2 separate regions of the Homo sapiens genome follow, and region 2 is linked to region 1. Evidence: chromatin contacts called from ENCODE Hi-C or POLR2A ChIA-PET data. All regions are on one chromosome and are shown on one strand. Each heading gives the region's core, a stretch centred on a gene start or an enhancer-like site at or near the end of the contact. The rest is flanking DNA. Distances are from core to core; before and after follow the strand shown.

Region 1 (3,367 bases), core at 351-2,850:
GCTGGGGGCAGGACAGGGAGGGGGAGGAAGCACTGGCTCCCCTTCCTGCTGTGGTGAGGGCTTCCCTCTCTGTGCTCTTCTGGGGGAGGCACGTAGGAGGGACCTGCGGCTTGCTGGGCCCCAGGACGGCCAGGCAGGATGGGGACGCGGATGTGGCCGGGGAGGGCAGGCACGCTCATCCTCTGCTGCCCAGGGCTGCCCCCTGCAGGGCCACGGCCAGCCCTGCTACGAGCCAGGCAGGAGAGACGGGCTCCACAGCCGCAGGCTCCGCACTGCTCTGCACCACCCAGGGGGCTGGCGGACAGTCACGACCACCTTGAGGCCCCTCCCGGCCTCAGCAGTCCCACCCTCCTACCAGGACGTCCGGGCACAGGCCCCAGCGGCAGCACCCATGGAGAGGTCAGGCGGGACCCAGGTCAGCCCTGCCAGGGCTTGGAGAGAATGGCTGGAAGGGACCCCTGCGGATGGGGGACTGGAGGGCCCACTCGAACACGGGGACAGGGCGGCAGGAGACGTGAGAATGGAGAATCCTGGCGGGGGCATCCTGGGGGCCAGGCCTCTTCAGACACACAGGCAGGGACACAGCAAACCTCCCTGTCACCCAGAGTCTCTGGAACTCACACCCCATGCCTCGCACACTCATGGGCTCACACAATCGTCCGGCCTGCAGCCAGGATACCCACCCACGAGATCACTGCACACGCACTGCACATGGCTGCACATGGCTGCACACACACCCACCTGCAGCAGCCCTAGGGCTCTGTGCCCCCTCCAGGTCCACTTCGGGCCGGTTCCCGTCCTCGGAGGCCCCAAAGCTGCCCGACAGCCTGAGACTCTCTCTGCTCACCTCCCTTCCTCCTTGAGGGCCCAGCTGGTCCCCCCCATGCTCAGCCTGAGGTGGGGAGCATCCTGGGTGTGGGAAAAGCCCTCCCCTCGCCTGCCAGAGCCTGGAATGCGCTGACCAGCGCCGGCCTAATCCTTGCTGTATGCCCCATGGGGTGGCTGAGCCAGTGGGGGCAGGCGGCGGGGGCCAGGGTGGGCTGGGGGACAGGCCCTGCAGCACCACGTGGTCAGACGGGACCTGGGAAGCCAGGGCAGGGGTCGGCAGCCAAGCCTCCCCTCCTAAGCCTGCCCTTGGCCGGATGGGAGGGTTCGAGTCCCTGGAGGGGCCCGTGATCCCGGAGGAAGAGCCGGGCCAGGGTCCCTGCCTAGACCTTGCCGTCCCAGTGAGAAAGGAGTGGCTGCTTTCCTGGATCCTGAAGGAGTGAAGTGGGTGAGAGTCAGGCAGGAGAGGGCTTGGGGGAGCAGGGGCAGGTGACCCATCTCCCTTGCGCCTGCACAGAGAACCAGCTGGAAGGGAGAGGCCCGAGGGGTAGGGAGATATGGGCTGGGAAGGGCCCAGAGACCTTGCCAAGTCACCCGGGGGTGGGGCCCGGCGTTCCCCACCCCCAGCCCCCCCACTCCGGGCGCTCCCCACCCCCAGCCCCACCCCGGCGCTCCCCACCCCCAGCCCTCCCCCGGCGCTCCCCACCCCCAGCCCCCCGGCACTTCCCACCCCTAGCCCCCCATCTATACCCCAGGCTCCCCGCGCCCTCCCACAGTGGCTGGGAGCAGATGGCAGTGCAGGTGGGTGAGACCCTGGACCTGGAGAAGGAGAACGGTGCAGGGCTGGGGGCTCCCTGAGCCACCCGTGCTCTCTCTGCACAGAGATGGGGTATGGGCTCTGGCCTCTCATCAGATCTCAGGGCTGAGAGGGCGTCAGGGTGAAGGTCCCCCCAGAGCTGGCCTGCTGGGCAGGTGTGTCCCTCCCACCCCAGCCCTGGTCACCCTGTCACAAAGACACCAGATGAACAGAGCCTTAGCCTATGTCTGGCACTGGGTTGGGGGCAGGCTGGGTGGGCAGGGACCTTCCTGGACAGATGGGATAGGGTGGGGGTGGGGGTGGGAGGGAGGAGGCTGCAGCCCCATGAGGCTGGTCCCCCTGTCTCTTCCACTCAGTCTAAAGCCTTCTGTGCGGGCGGCCTGGCCCCCGGCTGGAAGCTGCTGGTCCAGGGACATGCTGACTCTGGAGAGGACAGGTCAGCGGCACCGCCCTCCCCTCGCTGGGCCTTGGGCTGGGTGGCCGGCCCAGCTCTTTGCAGCTCTTGACCCGCACCATGTCCGCCCCAGGTTCGAGACTAACTTCTTGTTGGAGACGGGGGACATTGCCTTCCACATCAAGCCCCGGTTCTCCAGCGCCACTGTGGTGGGCAATGCCTTCCAGTACGGCCGCTGGGGCCCGGAGCAGGTGTCTAGCATCTTCCCGCTGGCCCCGGGGGAGCCCTTTGAGGTGACAGGGGCCTGGGTGGGGCCTGGGCTAGGCAGGGAAGGCCCGTGGGGGAACAGGGGGCCAGTGGGCAGCGGGTTCACGGTGGACGCTTACAGGTCAGTGGGCCAGGGCAAGGTCTGGGTGGCCTCCCTGGCCTCAGTTTCCCTACGTGTGCAGTAGGTACCCACCACCCTGGCTACCAGCCACCCCATCTTGGGAGAAAGGAGGGGACTTTGGGCTGGGGGCTCCAAGCCAAGGGACCCCCGGGGCCTGCCAGGCTGTCCTTCCTGGAGACGGCCGGCAGGCACATCACCGTTAAAAGCGGGACCAGACCCCAGGCCCTGGGGGCTGGCACTGAGGTCACTGGCCCCAGCCTGCCCAGATAGAGGTCAGCTGGGACGCGGAGCACTTCCACGTCTACGCCCCGGAGCACAAGGTGCTACAGTTCCCATGCCGTCAGAGGCCGCTGGGCGCCACCACCAGGGTGCGCGTGCTGAGTGACCACTGCCTGGCCCAGGTGGAGCTGGCCAAGAGGGGCCTGAGCTGGGGGTAAAGTCCCTGCCTCTACCCAGGTCCCTGCCCATTCCTGCCCCACACTGCCCACCCCAGCAGGGATTTTGCTTCTCACCCTGATCCGGGGACCCTCCTCCGCCTGGGGAGGGGTTGTCTGCCTGGCGTCCCACCCTGCTCCTCTCCCTGCCAGCCCTGCATATCCGGCCACGGGAGCAGGGCCATGGTCCACCTCCCACCCTGGTCTGTGCATGGGCAGGGCAGGAGCTAGGGACGTGCCTTGGATGTTTGCAGGGACCGGGGCTACTGAGTGACACCTGCACCCCAGGAGCCAGCCTCGGCTTGTCCCATGTCCAGGGTACCTGGAGTCCCACCCTGGGGCAGCTGGGTGAGGGGGTCTGTGGTCCTGTGTGCTCCTCGCAGCTCCACCTTCAATAAACTCTGAGAAGGCTGCAGGCGTTTGGCTGCTAGGGGGTGGCAGGGGGAGGCTCAGGTGGGGCCGGTGCTACGCAGCCCTGGAAGCTGGGGGGCTGGGGGACCCTGAGACCG
Region 2 (3,367 bases), core at 868-3,367, 43 kb before region 1:
TGAGTGCCCGCCGGGTTCACCCCATGCCTGCAGGCTTTGCCAGTCTCTTACAACGTGCTCCTGGAAGGACCATGTTCCCCCATTTCAGAGATCAGAGTGAGGGTCTGAGAGGCCCCAGGTCTTGCTCAGGATCACACAGCCCAGCCCTCTGACCACATCCCCTCTGTTGGAGAAAGGCCCCAAATTCCAAGATGAGAGGTGCTCAGAGCTGGTGGTAGCCCAGAGTGGGGCTGAAGGATGCCCAAGATCACATAGCAGTAAGGCTTGAGTGCTGGGGGTGGGGGGGCCAGGCTCAGGGATGGTGCCCCAAAAGGACTGTCAGTAAGAGATGCTGGGGGGGCCCGCTGGTCCCCTCATCGCCAGGCAACCTGAGTGGCCAGCACGCCAGCAGCGGTTCCCACGGAGCGCGTAGCTGCACACAAGGGGCCCGACGCCTTTCTCGCTGGAGAAAGGGGCTTTGTTACCTTGCCCAAGGGGCCGGCGTGAGAGCCGCCCGGCGCTGGGAATCCTAACGGCCCGGCCGCCAAACAAAACCCACGGCCCCCGCCGCCCCCTCCCGCCAGCCCGCTGAGCCCCTGGGAATGGGACGCTGTGTTCCCAGGAGGCTGCCATGGGGTTCCCAGGGCCCCTTCCCCACGCCAGGACCAGGGAGGACCCTGCCCCTCCCCGTCGCCCTCATGACCTCACCAAGCCCTGCTCCCACCCACCCACAGTGCCCCAAAACAGGACAGCGCCAGGTCAGAAGGCCCTGGGTCTCCGGGGTTTGAGCAGGGAGGAAGGCGTGCAGGGTCTTCCCTGAGCCCCCACCCTCACAGCAAATGCCTCTGCATCTCCCAGCCCAGAGACACCCCCCCAGTCCCCGACTGCAAGCCCCACACACTGTCCCCATCCCGCCCCAGCCCAACCGTCCTGCTGTGGCCTCGAGGGAAATGTTCAAAGTGGGGTGTGTCTTAATTATGTGTGTGTAAGAAGCTGATGCCCAACTGAAGTGGGCTGTGCCCAAGGTTGCAGGCCTCAGAGACTACTGCACTGTGCGGGGAGGGTCCCCACACAGACCCCAAAACCTGGAGTTCTTTGAGATGTACTCCCCAGGACCCACCAACCAGCAATGACTTCCCTCCCTCCCCGTACCTTAACACTGTGATGAGGAAAGGGCCCAGAGGTCAGAACCCCTCACTTCTCTAAAGGAAGAGCCTTTCTCCCCAGGAAGGGGTCTGAGCTGAGGGTGGGTCCGAACAGAATTTGCTTGTGGAAGTTTGAGGACATAATGCCCTATGAATGCGCTCCAATGTTTACGGGGTGAGAAGTATCACAGGGCACCAACCCCAAGCACTGGAGACTGGTGTAGGGTCCTGCAGCCATCCAGGACTCTGGAGCTGGACAGGAGGCGGGGCCCCGGGGACAGTAACACAACTGTAACGGGAGAGTGGCCCCAGCAGGCAAACTGGGTGCACCGGGGTGCACTGGCGTCGCCCACAGATGGCCCTAGTGGCTGGATGGGGATGCAGCCTGACTCCCATGGGACACTGCCACCAGCTGGACCAGATGGTGGGTCCCCGCCCCGCTCGCCCGCCAGTCCAGGCCGCGGGGGGCTCACCATCTCCTTGTGGCGCGAGATCCAGGTCTCCAGCAGCAGGTCGAGGCGCGCGCGGTGGAACTTTTTGGTGGTCTTGACAGCGATGAAGACGTCTCGGGGCGCGAGCGGCTCGGCCAGGGGGCGCGGGTGGCCGTCGGCGGGGCGGGGGGCAGCCCCGGGCGGCGGGCCCGCATCTCTGCGCGCGCGGGTGAGCAGGCTGAAGTACTCGGACAGACTGTGCACGTCGCGGACCAGCGCCCCGGGCGCCGCCGCCGCCGCCCCCAGCCCGGGCGCCGGGGCAGCCCCCGCGGGGCCCGCCAGGCTGCGCAGCGCGCGCCGGCCGCGCTCGGCGGGCAGTGGAGGCGGCGGCGGGTCGGCGGTGAGCACCAGCAGGCAGGCGAGCAGCGCGCCCGCCAGCGCCAGCAGCAGGCGCCGGCCGCAGCGCTTGAGCATGGTGGGGTGGCGGCCGCGCGGCGCGCCCTTCCCCGTGCGCCTGCCTTGCACCGACCCGAAGCCCGTCGCTCCGGCGGCGCAGTCCAGCAGCGCAGCACCAGTGTCCCGCGCTCTTAAACCTCCCCGCCCCGGTCCCGCCCCCGTGCGCTCATTGGCTCCCGGGCTCGGGGGCGGGGCCTCGCGCCGGTCGCCGCTCCACGCCCGCAGACCCACGTGGGGCCGCGGCTGGGGGCTGGGAACTGCCCAGAGGGCGCAGCGGCCCCGCCCCCGGCGCGCACGTGCACGCCCCGCACCCCCCCCGCCCCGGGTAGCCCCTGCGGGCCGCCGAGGGGCTTGGGGACGGGCCCGGCCCGCGCCGGTGTCCCTGAAGAGGAAACCCAGCCTGGCCAGCGCCGTCCGGGGATGCACCGGGCGTCCCGGCACGGGAGGGGCGCGCCCTCGGCGCAGCGGGCAGGGTGCTGAGACCCGGGCTCTGGGCTCCGACGCACCGCGGGGGACATCCTACTTCCTCGCTGTGCGCTTCCCCTCCTGAGCACGGCTTCCTCCCCTTGGGACGCGGCAGGCCTTGCAAACTGGGGTGGCGCCTGGGTCTTCCCGAGCGCTCGGTTCAGGGGAGCCGTTATTTGTACAGAGCAAGAGCTTGGCCACCTGTGCCGCAGGTGGGGACACGAGGTTCTAACGAGAAAGCACCAGAACCAAATTCCACTCCTTCCTCCCTGGCTGATTTCCTCGATCCTGGCCCTCCGTCGGGAGGGTTGGCTCCCCGAAATCCTCAGGCGCCCCATGGCGAGGAGAAACGAAGGCCGCCACTTCCCTCGCCGGATGAAAGGCCGCCTTCTGTCCCATTTGGTCTCCTTGCGCTCGGGCCAGATGCGGCCCAGCTGTGCGCCCTCCCCACCCCGCCTCCCCGGCACACGGCCCCCATCCCCGGCCCTTCCCACGGGCCCGGGCCCGCCCCTCGCACGAGCGGGGGCGGCAGGAATGCGCGCCGGCAGCCGAGGGTGAGGGGCGAGGGGCCCGGAAGTGGCCAAGGGTCGCCTGAGCAGGGTGTGAGCCCCCTGCCCGCCACGTCCTCCGGAAGCGTGGACGGAGGCGGCTCTGCCCGTGGCTGCGCTGTCTTCCCGTGCCCTCCTAAGCAGGGTCTCTGCGACCACCACGACCACCACCGCCACCACCGTGGCTAAACTGCCCCCCTCGGAGTTATGTTCACGCCTGAGATGGCATTTTAAATTCTTTAAGTGCCCTTGGAGCCCCTCTCCTTACCTCTACCTGAATGTCAGCCGCAAGACAGCAGCGACCTGGTGTCATTCAGACCTGGAACAGGTTTTGGGACATAGT

Evidence for each region. A loop is a pair of places that touch in the nucleus more often than their neighbours do. ChIA-PET counts read pairs that join two places held with the same protein, here RNA polymerase II (POLR2A). Pooled maps may share reads with other maps.
Region 2: a loop to region 1 is called in a map of CD8-positive, alpha-beta T cell, with 11 times the contacts of the local background. The contact joins the promoter of LFNG here to the promoter of GRIFIN in region 1. A Hi-C loop is called at or near these places in 35 of 168 maps with a recorded cell type or tissue (B cell, CD14-positive monocyte, CD4-positive, alpha-beta T cell and 20 more), 1 of 37 single-sample maps with no recorded cell type and 25 of 50 pooled maps. POLR2A ChIA-PET finds 5 or more read pairs at or near these places in 16 of 52 experiments (B cell, CD4-positive, alpha-beta T cell, CD4-positive, alpha-beta memory T cell and 11 more).

What each region holds. Positions count from the first base shown.
Region 1 is chr7:2,474,631-2,477,997 of GRCh38, reverse strand. GRIFIN (galectin-related inter-fiber protein) reads left to right here and starts at 1,600. Exons shown (of 5, transcript NM_001394787.1): 1 at 1,600-1,626; 2 at 1,999-2,078; 3 at 2,170-2,329; 4 at 2,691-2,857; 5 at 3,113-3,270. The coding sequence starts at 1,615. The coding sequence ends at 3,128. RefSeq lists a silencer at 89-158.
Region 2 is chr7:2,518,524-2,521,890 of GRCh38, reverse strand. It overlaps LFNG (LFNG O-fucosylpeptide 3-beta-N-acetylglucosaminyltransferase), which reads right to left and starts at 2,117. Exons shown (of 8, transcript NM_001040167.2): 1 at 1,598-2,117. The coding sequence starts at 2,029. RefSeq lists an enhancer at 1-10 and silencers at 1,942-2,051, 2,062-2,591.